2 separate regions of the Homo sapiens genome follow, and region 2 is linked to region 1. A link is a contact called in ENCODE Hi-C or POLR2A ChIA-PET data. All regions are on one chromosome and are shown on one strand. Each heading gives the region's core, a stretch centred on a gene start or an enhancer-like site at or near the end of the contact. The rest is flanking DNA. Distances are from core to core; before and after follow the strand shown. Region 1 holds the start of LINC02259 (long intergenic non-protein coding RNA 2259). Region 2 holds the start of BBS4 (Bardet-Biedl syndrome 4).

Region 1 (7,157 bases), core at 3,121-5,620:
GGGACTATCAGAGCGCAGCACCACATCTGGCTGATGTTTTAATTTTTAGTAGAGATGCGGTCTCACTATGTTGCCCAGGCTGGTCTTGAACTCCTGGCCTCAAGAGATCCTCCCAATGTGACCTCACAATGCACTGGGGTTACAGGCATGAGCCACCATGCAGCCCCTGCAAAATCTAACTGTCCTTCAGGTGCTCCTTTTGGACCTCCTAGCTAGACTGCCATTGGCAAATGCCAGTTGATTATCCACCCACATTTATGTTAATGGATTTCCCATGTTTTATTTGTCTAGACCAGGCTTTCTCCACAGCAGCACTGTTGATGTTTAGGGCTGGACAGTTCTCTGTTCTGGAGCTGTTTGCGCCTCGCAGGATGTTTAGCAGCATCCCCAGCCTCCGCCTGCCACATGCCAGCAGCACTCCTCAGTGTGACAGCCAAAGTGATTTCAGATACTGTCAAATATCCCCAGGGCGGCAAAATCACCTCCAGTTGAGAACTGCTGACCTAAAACCCTCTGGAACAATGTTAGATCATGGTAATGATAGCGCATACTGCTCCTGACCTTAATGGGAATACCTCTAGCATCAAAGTATAGTAGTACCTGTATACTACTGTCTGGGCTGTTATTAGTACACTGTATTAGTCCATTCTCATGCTGCTATGAAGAAATACCCAAGACTGGGTAATTTATAAATAAAAGAGGTTTAAGTTGACTCACAGTTCTGCATGGCCGGGGAGGCCTCAGGAAACTTACAATTATGGCAGAAGACACCTCTTCACAGGGCAGCAGGAGAGAGAAGGAGAGCCGAGCAAAGGGGAAAGCCTGTAATAAAATCATCAGATCTGGTGAGAACTCACTTACTATCATGAGAACAGCATGGGAGAAACCACCCCCATGATTCAATTATCTCCACCTGGTCCCACCCTTGACATGTGGGGATTATTGCAATTCAAGGTGAGATTTGGATGGGGACACAGAACCAAGCCATATCATATCCTTTATATTAGCATACTGTATCAAAGTATAATTTTCTTTCTTTTTTTTCTTTGGGACAGAGTCTCACTCTGGCTCTGGCTGGAGTGCAGTGGCACAATATCAGCTCATGGCAACCTTGGCTCACTGCAGCCTCAGCCTCCTGGGTTCAAGCAATTCTTGTGCCTCAGCCTCCCGAGCAGCTGGAACTACAGGTGTGTGCCACCAATGCCCAGCTAATTTTGATTTTGTTTTTAGTACACATGGGGTTCGACATGTTGGCTAGGCTGGTGTCAAACTCCTGGCCTCGAGTGATCCAGCCACTTCGGCCTCCAGAAGTCCTGGGATTATAGGCGTCAGCCACTGCACCCAGCCTGAAGTATAATTTTCACAATATGAAAAGCTTGACTTTCATACAAATAATGAAGGAATACGTATAAGATATTTTCTTTAATTTACAAGGGAGTCAGCAACACGGTGAAGCTAGTTCAAGGAGCGTTTTGAGAGACAGTGTCTGTAGTGCTCCAGGAAGGGCATTCCGAAATGCATTCTGAGATAGAGACAAAACTTGTTAATATCCTAAAGGGAGGCCGGGCGTGGTGGCTCAGGCCTGTAATCCCAGCACTTTGGGAGGCTGAGGTGGGTGGATCACCTGAGGTCAGGAGTTCAAGACCAGCCTGGCCAACATGGTGAAACCCTGTCTCTACTAAAAATACAAAAATTAGCCAGGCTCAATGGTGGGTGCTTGTAGTCCCAGCTACTCAGAAGGCTGAGGCAGGAGAATTGCTTGAACTGGGAGGTGAAGGCTGTAGTGAGCCAAGATCATGCCACTGCACTCCAGCCTGGACAACAGAGCAAGATTCTGACTCAAAAAAAAAAATCCTATTGGGAAATAAAACTGTCATCTTTGGGAGTTATCTTTTCTACTGTACTGAAATCTGTAAGTTAACATATATACATATTCTCACATATATTCATAACATATTCTCTAGTATATTTCCCTACATTAGTGGTTTTCAAACCATGGTCTCAAATTGGAAGCACCAGCGTCACCTGGGAACACAGACATGCAATGCTTAGGCCCCACCTCAGTCCTATTGAGTTAGAAACTCTGGTGTGGGGCCCAGCAGCCCATTTCACAAGCCTTGCAAGTGATTAGGATGCACTCTAATGTTTGAGAAACACTGCTCTAAATAGTCAATCTTTAATAGTAAAACAAGTATCTATGAAACAATGCTCAGTATGACATTAAAAGGGCGCACCACCCACCTTTTAACTTTATTTCTGAATTTAAATATTTTGTCTGTCTAATGTTAAATTTGCTGTTTTGTTTTTCAAATACTCTTAAGATAAGACAGTTTTCATCTGTTCCTAATTTTCTTTTTAAATAAAAAATGGTCCCAAAACTATCCATTTTTCTCTTCTTTAACCTACTGACAGCATGAAATAAAAGTTGAACCATTCCTACATCTTTTTTTTTTTTTCTCACCTTGTTGCTCAAGTTGACTGAAATGCAGTGGTGCAATCTCGGCTCACTGCAACCCCCACCTCCCGGGTTCAAGCGATTCTTGTGACTCAGTCTCCTGAGGCTGGGATTACAGGCACCCAGCACCATGCCCAGCTAATTTGTATTTATTTATTTATTTACAGTAGAGACGGGTTTTGCCATGTTGGCCACACTGGTCTCCAACTCCTGACCTCAGGTGATCTGCCTGCCTCGGCCTCCCAAAGTGCTAGGATTACAGGCATGAGCCACCGCACCCAGCTTTTTTTCTTTTCCTTTTTTTGTTTTGAGATGGTCTCATTCTGTTGCTCAGGCTGGATGGAGTACAGTGGCGCCATCATGGCTCACTGCAGCCTCCACCTCCCATGCTCAAGAGATCCTCCCATCTCAGCCTCTTAGGTAGATGGGATGACACGTGTGCACCAGCACAAGCAGCTAATTTTTTGTAGAGACTGGGGTCTCCCTATGTTGCCCAAGCTGGTCTAGAACTCCTGGGCTCAAGCGATCCACTGGCCTTGGCCTCCCAAAGTGCTATGATTACAGGTCTTATGTTCTTAAAATTTTTCTTTGACATGGTATAGGATAGTCTAGTAACTTAACACACTGTTGCTTTCAAGAGGATAGTGCTTATGATTTGTAAAATAACTCTTCAGAAATGAGTTCAATTTTACCATGAATTGGGACACTTTCTATTTCTATTCTATAGAGCAGTTTACTTGTCATGAGGTCTGTCTTTTGAAAACTTGAAAGCCTGCAACAATAAAACCAGCTGCACCTGGTGCATGGGATAGGCATGGAATTGAGGAGAGAGCTCAAACTATGGTCAGCCTTCTGTATCCTCGGGTTCTGGGTCCTTGGATTTAACCAACTGTGCATCAAAAATATTTGGAAAAAGTAAAACAATAAAAAAACACAAAAATTTAAAAATACTTTATATCAGCTATTTACAAAGCATTTATGTTGTATTAGGTATTATAGCAATCTAGAGATGATTTAAAGTATACGGAAGGATGTGCATAGGTTATATGCAAATACTATGCCACATTATATCAGGAACTTGAGCATCTGTGAATTTTGGTATCTCTGGGGTCCTGGAACCAGTATCTTGAGGTTACTAAGCGACGACTGTATTCAATTTCTTCTTTGGTTATTAGTTTATTCTTTAATGTATTTTTGTTGTTGTTTTGTCTTTTTGTTTTTGCCTCTTCAAGTCAACGTCGGAAACTTAGTTGTTCTAGACTACCCATTAGCTCAAAGCTACCAGTAATCAGACTACCACTGCAATCTAAGCAACCGATTTTTTTTTTACCCATCAGACTGGCAAAAATTAAGATAAGATCTATTGATGTTGAAGCTGTGGGGAGTTTTCCTGAGCATGTTAATTATGACAGCCCTTTTTACTAGGCACCTAGACGATTCATCAAAATGAAATAAAATACCCATGCACTTGAAGAAGTTACCTGGTTATTTCCTTATCTGGGTGCTGGTTATGTGAGGTCTACAGTTGATGAAAACTTATTAAGCTTTATATTTCTAATAGGTACAATTTTCTGTATGTGTAATATATTTGAAAAGTTTTTAAAATGTTTTTTGCCACAGCCCGCAGCTGTGTATAATGCTATTCGCTTAACAGTGGAAAACATGGCAATGACCTGAATCTCCCTGGCTCCCGGGATCCTACCCCCTTAAGTTAACGAAAATAAAAGTAAAAGAAATAACTTCCACTGTCTTTCGTAATGCCTTAAATCCGTCCTCAGTTAAACCGGCGGTTGGCGCTGGTTTTTTCCAGGGCAGGATTCTGGGAGACGGAGGAGCAGACGCCAGCATTTCGCCCCCGGCACCTCCAGCGGGCTGCGGTCCGCTCCCGGCCTCACTCGAGCAGGCCCCGCCCCGCCAGAGGCCGTTAGTCCAAGTCACGTGATCGTCGACTCAGCTGACCTGGCGGGACCGGAAAAAGAAATTCCCGGGCGATGATGAGGCACCAGGGGTGAAGCGGACATGGGCTGCTGGAGCGGGAATGAGGGGGCGCCAGTGGCTCCGGAAACGGGTTGAGGTTGTCTGCACTGGCCGCTCCGCAAACACAGTGTGTGCGGGCGTCAGGGCAGCAGGTCTGGTAGAGAAAAGTCCACCGCCATCCCTCTCCCGAGTGGGGCGGGTAAGACAGAGCAGGCCGGCCGGCTTAGAGTTCCCTGCTTCCCTGGCGGAAGGAAGGGCCCCTGACTCCTGGGGCAGGAACTAGGGCTTGTCTGGAGCTGGGAGTCCTTTCAGGTCTTCTCTAGCTCCAAAAGGACCTCCCAAGGACACCCCCTTCCCCAGCCCTGCTGTGGGACTTGGACAGGAAAGTGCTAGAATCAGGCTCACTCTTGCACACTGTTAGGAAGCCACTCCGCTCTTTTCAGATCCAGAAAGTAGTAGTTTTGGGGCTGATACTTATCCATCCATTCATCCAATCCATCCATCCATAGGTTCAAAGTGCCTAGTCTATACCATGAATTGTACTAGGCACTGGGAGGACTTGAGCTGCCGCGGGAAGGGGAAATCAGAGGCTTGAATTGGCAGTCATAGTTAAGGCTCCAGGGGCAGAGACCTAACTGCGCCTTGTGTGTAGTGCTAAGGGGGCTTCCTGAGGATGCCTTCAACCTTAAAGGCGATGGCAGGAGTTGGCTGGCTGAAGTACAGTTTGTGTACCAGGGGTTGGGAGGCAACGGTGGGAGGCGTGTGTCTTCAGACAGGGAACAGCATGTGCAGAGACTTCAGGTGAGAGAGAGCATGGCTCCCCAGGAATGAATGCATTTCCCGTAGCTGGGAGAGTATCATCTGGAGGTTAGGGAAAGATGAGTCTGGACAAGTAAAGGCCAAATCTTCCTGACTGTTGGATCACCACAATCAAGATAACGAATATATCCACCGGCCCCCAAAATTTCCTTGTGTTAGGGGCTATTTTAGGAAGTATGATCAAGAAGGGCTGGCCTGCCAGGGTGGAGTGGCTCACGCCTGTAATCCCAGCACTTTGAGAGGCCAAAGTGTGCAGATGACCTGAGGTCAGGAGTTCGAGATTAGCATGGCCAACACGGTGAAACCCTGTCTTTACCAAAAATACAAAAAAGTTGGGTGTGGTGACGCATGCCTGTAGTCCCAGCTACTTGGGAGGCTGAGGCAGGAGAATTGCTTGAACCCGGGAGGTGGAGGTTGCAGTGAGCCGAGATTGTGCCATTGCACTCCAGCCTGGGCAACAGAGCGAGACTCCGTCTTTAAAAAAAAAAAAAAAAAGAAGGGCTGGTCTGATGAGGTGTCACTTGAGCAGAGAGTGGAATGAAATAAAGGATAGCAAGCCACATAGAGAGTGCAGCGGAAGCAAGGCTGGTGTCCCTGAGCTGCAGCAGGGAAGCTGGAGTGGCTGGAGTTGTGTGGGTATGGGGAAGAAGGGAGAGAGTTCACTCGTCTCTGTGAGGCCCAGGACTTTGTTTTATCCCATGCTGTACCCCCAGCACTTAGAGTGGGAGCTAGCACAGAGAAGGTGCTCAATTGATGTTTGCTGAGCAGATGAATGCCTGGAGTAGACCTCAGAGCAGGGTTTGGTGGCAGGGTGGGTCAGGTAGAGTTTACTCAACAGCCTGGTGATAGGGGAGAACAAGTGGCCAGAGGGTATCCATCTATGTCGGGGACCAGGGGTCCCTGCTGGGCAGCAGTGTGGGAGACACAGGGATCCTGGCCACACCTCAGTCTTCTTTCCAGCCTGATTACCTGCCTCCCTCCCTTGCAGAGGTTTCGGTTCTGTGGTGATCTGGACTGTCCTGACCGGGTCCTGGCAGAGATCAGCACGCTGGCCAAGATGGTTGAGTGCACAGGGTCTACACTGGGTGGAGGAGGGGTGTTGGGCTGGGGATTGTGGCTGTAGAGGATGGTGAGGTTTCTCTGGGGCTAGGGCCTCAGTGCTCTCAGCCTGTGCTACCATGCTTTGTGACCTTGATCAGTGGCTGGCCTGCTTTGAGCCAGTCCCCAGGAAGAAGGGGTGAGGTTTGCCAGCCTGGCTGATGTAAGGACTTCCTTTCCAGTCCTCTGTGAAGTTGCAGCTGCTCTGCAGCCAGGTACTAAAGGAGCTGCTGGGACAGGGAATTGATGTGAGTACAAGATCCAGCACCCCATTGTCCCATGACCTTATGACCACCACTGCCCTGAAACTCTGCACTAGGCCCGGGGAGACGGGTGAGCCAGCCTCTCAACCTCTCTGGGCACCTCCCTTCCTTCTTTCCAGCCTGTCTGTTCCTTATTGCAGGATCCAGGCTGGGGGTGAGGGGCTGGTGAGCAGGGACCTGGCACCCCCTGAAGGTCTCCTTTCCCCATAGTATAAGAAGATCCTGAAACTCACAGCTGATGCCAAGTTTGGTGAGCACCCCGCTGAGTTCACAGGCCCCAGGCAACCCTGGGACCTCGGCCTGGTGCCTGGTACAGAGCCCGCCCCCCACCCCCCCGCCAACACACACATCCCAGCAGTATCCTTAACCTGCCTTCCCTAGTGGAGGAGCATGAGGGAAAGAAAGACATTGACAGTCCCACCTTCCTGTCCTCTGCCAGCTCCTGGTGGAGCAGTAGCAGTGCCTATGGCTCCAGGAGGCCTGGGGGCTTTGAGCTGAAGTTAATAGGGCAACAGGGAGGTGGCTGGGCCCACAGTGACACCCCC
Region 2 (6,872 bases), core at 1,030-3,529, 49 kb after region 1:
CTGTCTCCCAGGCTGGAGTGCAGTGGCACGATCTCGGCTCACTTAGGCAAGGTGTTTAATTAATCTCTGAAAAGTGGAGAATTTAGCACCAGGCATGGTGACTGGTGCCTGTAATCCTAGCTACTTGAGAGGATGAGGTGGAAGTGTTAAAGGTGGAGGGTGTCCAGGTTCTTGGTGTCTTGAAAAAAGAATTGGACAAAATGCACAAACAAAGCAAGGAAGGGACAAGGAATTTACTGAACATGAAAGTACACTCCAGTGTGGGAGCGGGCCTGAGCTTAGAAGTTCAGTGGCTCCGTTACAGAATTTTGGGGAGTTTAAATAACCCCAGAGGATTCCATGGTTACTTCGGGTATGCCTTATGTAAATAGAGAAGATGAAGTAAAGTTACAAAGACATTTATGGCCTATGCCCTATGGACAGAATATTACCTGTTATAGCTGAAGTGTGAATTGGCCTTATGTTCCCTACCTCCAGACCCTATTTTCCTGCCTCAGGAGGATTACTTGAGCCTAGGAGTTCAAGTCCAGTCTGGACATCAATAGTGAGACCCCTGCCTCTGAAAAAAAATTTTTTTGAGACAGAGTTTTGCTCTTGTTGCCCAGGCTGGAGTGCAATGGGATGATCTCAGCTCACTGTAACTTCCACCTCCTGGATTCAAGCAATTCTCCTGCCTCAGCTTCCCTAGTAGCTGGGATTACAGGAGCCGGCCACCACGCCCGGATAATTTTTTGTATTTTTAGTAGAGACAGGGTTACACCATGTTGGCCAGGCTGGTCTTGAACTCCTGACCTCAGGTGATCTGCCCACCTCAGCCTCACAAAGTCCTGGGATTACAGGCGTGAGCCACCGAGCCCAGCAAATTTTTGTTTTTTAGACGGAGTCTCCCTCTATCGCCCAGGCTGGAGCACAGAAATGCGATCTCGGCTCACTGCAACCTCTGCCGCTTGGGTTCAAGTGATTCTCCTGACTCAGCCTCCCGAGTAGCTGCGATTACAGGCGGGCACCACCATGCCCGACTAATTTTTTGTATTTTTAGTAGAGACGGGGTTTCACCATGCTGGCCAAGCTGGAAAATTTTATTTTTAATAAATGAAAGGCAGAGTATTTATCTGAAAAAAGTGGGAGACCAACAGTCTCATGGGATTGTTATAAAGATTAAAAGAGAGAGTGTTACTGAAATACTTAGAAGAGCTGTTATTCTATTGCTGTCCTTTCCCCTTGTATTTGGATAGATTACCGTACTTGTTTCTTCTATGTAACTCTAATTGTCAGTGGGGTTCTCCCTCTCTTAGAGGCCTGGAGAAACTTGTCTTAAATGCTTTCCCAGTTAATGAATTGGGAGAGGCAGATTTTATGTCTAAATTACAAGGGCGAGACTTAAAAGTATGAATTGGGGCTAATGTCAGTGCTCAGGTGCAGGGATCCTCCGTTTTGTTCATCACACAGCTCCCGGCACTTTAATAAATGAGGCTCAAAGAAACGACGGGCTTAGGTCATGCAGTAGTCAAATTCAGAACTCATGTTTGATTCCAAAGCCCACACGTTTTCCTAGTTTAGAAACACTAAACATTTAATTCACCGCACCGGGGGCCAGACAGGTAATGGAGAACGCCTTAAGTATGTTAGGAAGGGAAGTTATCTACAGTCGCAGCCGCTATTCAGATCTATTTCACTGCCTTGCAGAAAACGCCGACTGTCGTCTCTTTATCCCATGGCCGATTTCTTGTGAAATCTCCTAACTTTTAAATATTTCCAATCAAAAGACTGCCGTTCAAATGCAGCCCACCAGGAGCATGTTTGCAAACTCTGGAGTAAACAAGAGTGGGAAGCTGATAAGGTGAGTACCTCAGTTCGATAGTGACAGCCAAGAAACGGGGAGTTTTGTACCTAAGGCGAGAAAGAAATTCTCCGCCGAAATCTCCCGGAAGAAGGACTGAATTAAATGCAGATTAGAGTCAGGGCAGGGTAAGGTGGCGGGAGAACTAGGCTGCCATCCCAGGTGGCTGGCCTACCAGCCAGCGCGGCCGGAGGTACAGACCATGTACAGACCACGGCGAGGGGTGTTAGGGGCTTCTCGGGATAAAGGCAGCGAGTGGCTGCGCATTCCCTCCCCGACTCTTTCAGAGGTAAGCCTTCTGTGGAGCAGACCCTAATCCTCCCCCTGATTCCTTAGGTCACTCGGCGATTTACTTCCTTCCCCCGCTTCCTCACAGTCCTCCACAGCCCTACGACTTCCGCTTGCCTCGTCGTCTGGGAAACCGCCGACTTCCGGCCGCGCAGCGGTGGGCTGAGCTAAAATGGCTGAGGAGAGAGTCGCGACGGTGAGCGCCGAGATTCTCTTTAGTTGCCCGGCCGCAGGGCAAGGCAAGCTGGCGGGTGGCTTTTGTCCCATGCAGCGGTTCCTGGAGAGAGGCGGAGCTGGGTGCCGAGCGTCTCAGGGTGGGCGGGGCGACACGGTCCCCTTTTTACTGTCCCGGGAACTGGTCGCCTGGGGCAAGTCTGGATACTTAGCAGCACAGGTCCTGTTCTAGGACTGTAGTCCCTCTTGGGGTGCGCTGGACGGAGAAGGGAGACTTTTCACCAGTAATGGCTCTTACCGTAGTGCCATCTTTTTCTGTCTCGGGGGTTTGGAAGGTAATGACTAGCACTTGTGTAGACAGTTCCTGTTAATCCCGTGAATTGGGAATTTAACATGCCTGGAAGCTTGCAGCGTCACTGCCTTCTGCCAGTGGAGCGGGACTGTGTTTTTTCTGTGGTGATTAAGTTTAGGAAAGTACGGTTTTGGAATTCATCTGAAGGCTGAGTTGGGCGTTCACTCCACAGAACTGCTAATATAGAGGAACCCGATGAATTCAGGATGACCTAGTCGCTATTTTTTGAGGCATATATCTATAATTGGATCTAATTTCGGTAAAGTGCCAAGTGTGAAGCTTTGTTTACCTTGCTTTAGTGTTGGGTTTGAAAGCCTGTTCTGTCCATTTGTTAGAATGATTTTAGGTATTCGGAATTTATTGTCTTTCGAAAAACGCCCTGGAAAACAGTACAAATAGCAGCCTTTGGCTGTTTTACAACTTAGTTTTGGCTAAGCAGCAAGGTTAGTGTTATTGTTAGAGGGCCTTTTGTTTGTTTTCTACTCTCATTTGCAGAGTAGTCATATTATTCTAGTCTAATTAGAAAACTCTGAAGACAGAAACTTTTTTTTTTGAGACGGAGTGTCGCTGTTGTCGGCCCGGGCTGGAGTGCAATGGCGCGATCTCGGCTCACTGCAACCTCCGCCTCCCAGGTTCCAGCAATTCTCCTGCCTCAGCCTCCGGATTAGCTGAGAATACAGGCGCCTGCCACCACGCCCGGCCGAAACATTTTTATTAAGCTAAGAAATTTAAAATAGCTAGGCCGGACGCGGTGCATCACGCCTGTAATCCCAGCACTTTGGGAGGCCGAGACGGGTGGATCACTTGAGGTCATGAGTTTGAGACCATCCTGGCCAACATGGTGAAACCCCGTCTCTACTAAAAATACAAAAATTAGCGGGGCATCGTGGCGCTCGCCTGTAATCCCAGGTACCTGGAAGGCTGAGGCAGGAGAATCGCTTGAACCCCGGAGGCGGAGGTTGCAGTGAGCCGAGATCATGCCATTGCACTCCAGCATGAGCGACAGAGACAGACTCCTTCTCAAAAAAAAAGAAAGAAAAAACAGATTTTAAAATAATTAAATAGGCCAGGCTCAGTGGCTCACGCCTGTAATCCTAGCACCTTGGGAGGCTGAGGTGGGTGGATCGCCTGAGGTCAGGAGTTCGAGACCAGCCTGGCCAACGTAGTGAAACCCTGTCCCTACTAAAAAAATACAAAAAATTAGCTGGACGTGGTGGCGGGCGCTGGTAATCCCAGCTACTAGGGAGGCTGAGGCAGGAGAATCGCTTAGAACCCAGGAGGCAGAGGTTGCAGTGAGCCGAGATCGTGCCATTTCACTGCAGCCTGGGCATCCAGAGCAAAACTCCGTCTCAGAAAAAAAAAAAAAGTAAATAGCATGGTTAATGTTACTGGGTTTTAAATATTAAAAACATAGGAAAGAAAATACTTCCACTCCAGCCTGGGTGACAGAGCAAGACTCCGTCTCAAAAAAAAAAAAAAAAAAAAAAAGAAAATACTTCTAAGTAATCTTAAAGTGTAAAAGATAATGGGTAACATAACATTGCTACAAATATAGCTTATCCTCTAGTGCTCATCACAAGTGTTTGTGTAATAGAATATGAACTTGAGTCTGTGACGGCAGAATTGTCATGTACATTTGAATGTCTAATACTGTTTTAAAGAGAATAGCTTTTGTTTCGATATGACTTAGCAATTAAGCCTGAAGTTAACTGTTTTCATTGTTGTCAAATTTATTGCTAGTAGTGTTACGTTTATAGTAATTTTCATCTTTTCAAGTTACCAATGCATGGAAATGTGAATTTCTGTCCTTTTAGGAAGTGGTATTTTATCTTTTTTTTTTTTTTTTTTTTGAGACGGAGTCTCACTTTGTCGCCCTGTCTGGAGTGCAGTGGCGTGATCTCAGCTCAGTGGAACCTCTGCCTCCCGGGTTCAAGTGATTTTTCTGCCTCAGCCTCCCGAGTAGCTGGGGTTACAGGCCCTCACCACCATGCCTGGCTTATTTTTGTGGAGATGGGGTTTCACCACGTTGGCCAGGCTGGTCTTGAACTCCTGACCTTGTGATCTGCACGCCTCGGTCTCCCAAAGTGTTGGGATTACAGGCGTGAGCCATGGCCCCCTGCCTTATTTTTTAATACAATTAAAAGAACCCAGTAATCCTACTCCTAGACCTGTGTCCCACAGAAAAAAGTGTTAAACATGAGCGTGTAGTACTAGGGCATTCGTTGTAGTACTATCCGTAGTGGCAAAACGCTGGAAGCAAATTAAATGCCCATTAATAGGGTAATTGATGACTTCAGATATTTCCATACTGTGGAATATTATGCAGTCATTAAAAAGAATGTTACAACTAATTGCTTTTCCTCTCAGAAGCCCCTCTCTCTCACTAGAGAAAGCTGTTCTCCTTTCTTTCTTCTGCCTATTAAACCTCCATTCCTAAACTCAGAAAGAAAAAAAAAAAAAGAGAATGTTACGACTAATTGACTTGGAGGGACTTCCATGGTGTACATTTAAATAAAAGGTAGATGTGAAGTGGGGTATATTATGTGATCTTAATTTCATAACACAAAGGAAAACATATAGATCCGTAGATAAGGATATATGGATATGGAGGAGAGAAAAGGAAAAGACTCAAAACTCACAGAATTTTTGAAGAAATGTATAGCTAAAAATCTAAGAAGGCTACAGTCAAGGCCTTGAGGCCAGAAGACACCCCATCAAAACTGAGTAAAACTAGCCCAGTGTGGGACGCAGAAATTCTAGTATGCTACCAAAATTACTTACGGATTGCTACCAGTTCCTTAGAAGGAAAACTGAGGACTAATATTTGTATTTTCAGTATAGTTTAGAATTCTTAAAAAATGAGCAAACAGGCTGTACTTGGTGGCTCATGCCTGTAATGCCAGGACTTGTGGAAACTGAGGTGAGAGGATAACTTGAGTCCAGAGGTTTGAGACCAGTCTGGGCAACATGTTGGAGCCCCATTTCTACAAAAAACACAAAAATTAGCCAGACGTGGTGGCACGCGCCTGTCTTCCCAGCTACTGGGGAGGATCATCTGAGCCTGGGGGAAGTTGAGGCTCCAGTGAGCCATGATCATGCCACTGGACTCCAGCAGGGGCAGAGTGAGACTTTGTCTGAAAAAAACAAAAAATGAATGAGCAACTAACTCTGGCTTTCATGATTTGTGCTTATAAATCTTTTTATTTATTTATTTATTTATTTATTTATTTATTTATTTATTTATTTTGAGACGGAGTCTTGCTCTGTCGCCCAGGCTGGAGCGCAGTGGCGCGATCTCGGCTCACTGCAACCTCCGCCTCCCGGGTTCACGCCATTCTCCAGCCTGAGCCTCCGGAGTAGCTGGGACTACAGGCGCCTGCCACCACGCCCAGCTAATTTTTTGTATTTTTAGTAGAGACGGGGTTTCACCGTGTTAGCCAGGATGGTTTCAATCTCCTGACCTTGTGATCCGCCCGACTCAGCCTCCCAAAGTGCTGGGATTACAGGCGAGCCACTGTACCCAGCCTATAAATTTTTTTTATAATGCCCTGATTCCCATTATTTGATGTATTTGGATAAATATGTCATCCTGTAAATTGAAGGATTAAACTGATAAGAGCAGAAAACAGAAATTAGTACACTAGTTGATCTGGCTCAGATATAGTGCCTATGTATCAGGTGCTCCATGAATATTTGTTGGATGAATAAATGATCATAAAACTATATAAAAATGAAGAAATAACAGAATAAAATAATTTGTTCTATATAAATCCTATGAATGAGATTGAGTGGGCTAATAGAATCCTTTCCATCTCAAAATGTTCTGGAAAGTCTTGAGTAAAAGACTCATCAAAAAAATAATTCTGCTTTGTGCAGAAAGAAGGGTTGCTGACCTTTGAAGGTGCTTTTTGAGTCTTTAACATTCTTTAGTAGTATATTCCCCAAAGTTAAGAAATTCTAGTTAGATTTTAAAAAATTGAGTTAACATTTAAAAAACAGTTTTGTTGAGGTATAATACACGTACCATAAAATTTACTCAATTTAAGTACAAAGTTTGATCAGTTTTAGTAAATTTATATAGTTGCACAGCTGTCATCAGAGGCTGCTTTTAAAACATGTCCATCACTCCAGAAGGGTTCCTGTGTCAATGGAATTGCTGGGTTATATTGTTTAAGTATTTGTTTAAAAAAACAGAAACAAATCTGCCTAACTTCTGCA

The links. A loop is a pair of places that touch in the nucleus more often than their neighbours do. ChIA-PET counts read pairs that join two places held with the same protein, here RNA polymerase II (POLR2A). Pooled maps may share reads with other maps.
Region 2: a pooled map shows a loop between it and region 1 (14-fold over the local background). The contact joins the promoter of BBS4 here to the promoter of LINC02259 in region 1. A Hi-C loop is called at or near these places in 12 of 168 maps with a recorded cell type or tissue (GM11168, GM12878, GM23248 and 7 more), 1 of 37 single-sample maps with no recorded cell type and 6 of 50 pooled maps. POLR2A ChIA-PET finds 5 or more read pairs at or near these places in 3 of 52 experiments (CD8-positive, alpha-beta T cell, Caco-2 and Panc1).

The regions. Positions count from the first base shown.
Region 1 is chr15:72,632,585-72,639,741 of GRCh38, forward strand. It overlaps LINC02259 (long intergenic non-protein coding RNA 2259), which reads right to left and starts at 4,371. Exons shown (of 3, transcript NR_135685.1): 1 at 4,202-4,371; 2 at 754-822. It overlaps LOC112268145, which reads left to right. Exons shown (of 14, transcript XM_024450114.2): 5 at 4,234-4,332; 6 at 4,410-4,631; 7 at 5,042-5,233; 8 at 6,240-6,311; 9 at 6,532-6,597; 10 at 6,823-6,862.
Region 2 is chr15:72,683,928-72,690,799 of GRCh38, forward strand. It overlaps BBS4 (Bardet-Biedl syndrome 4), which reads left to right and starts at 2,280. Exons shown (of 16, transcript NM_033028.5): 1 at 2,280-2,324. The coding sequence starts at 2,301. HIGD2B (HIG1 hypoxia inducible domain family member 2B) reads right to left here and starts at 2,255. Exons shown (of 3, transcript NM_001350932.3): 1 at 1,891-2,255.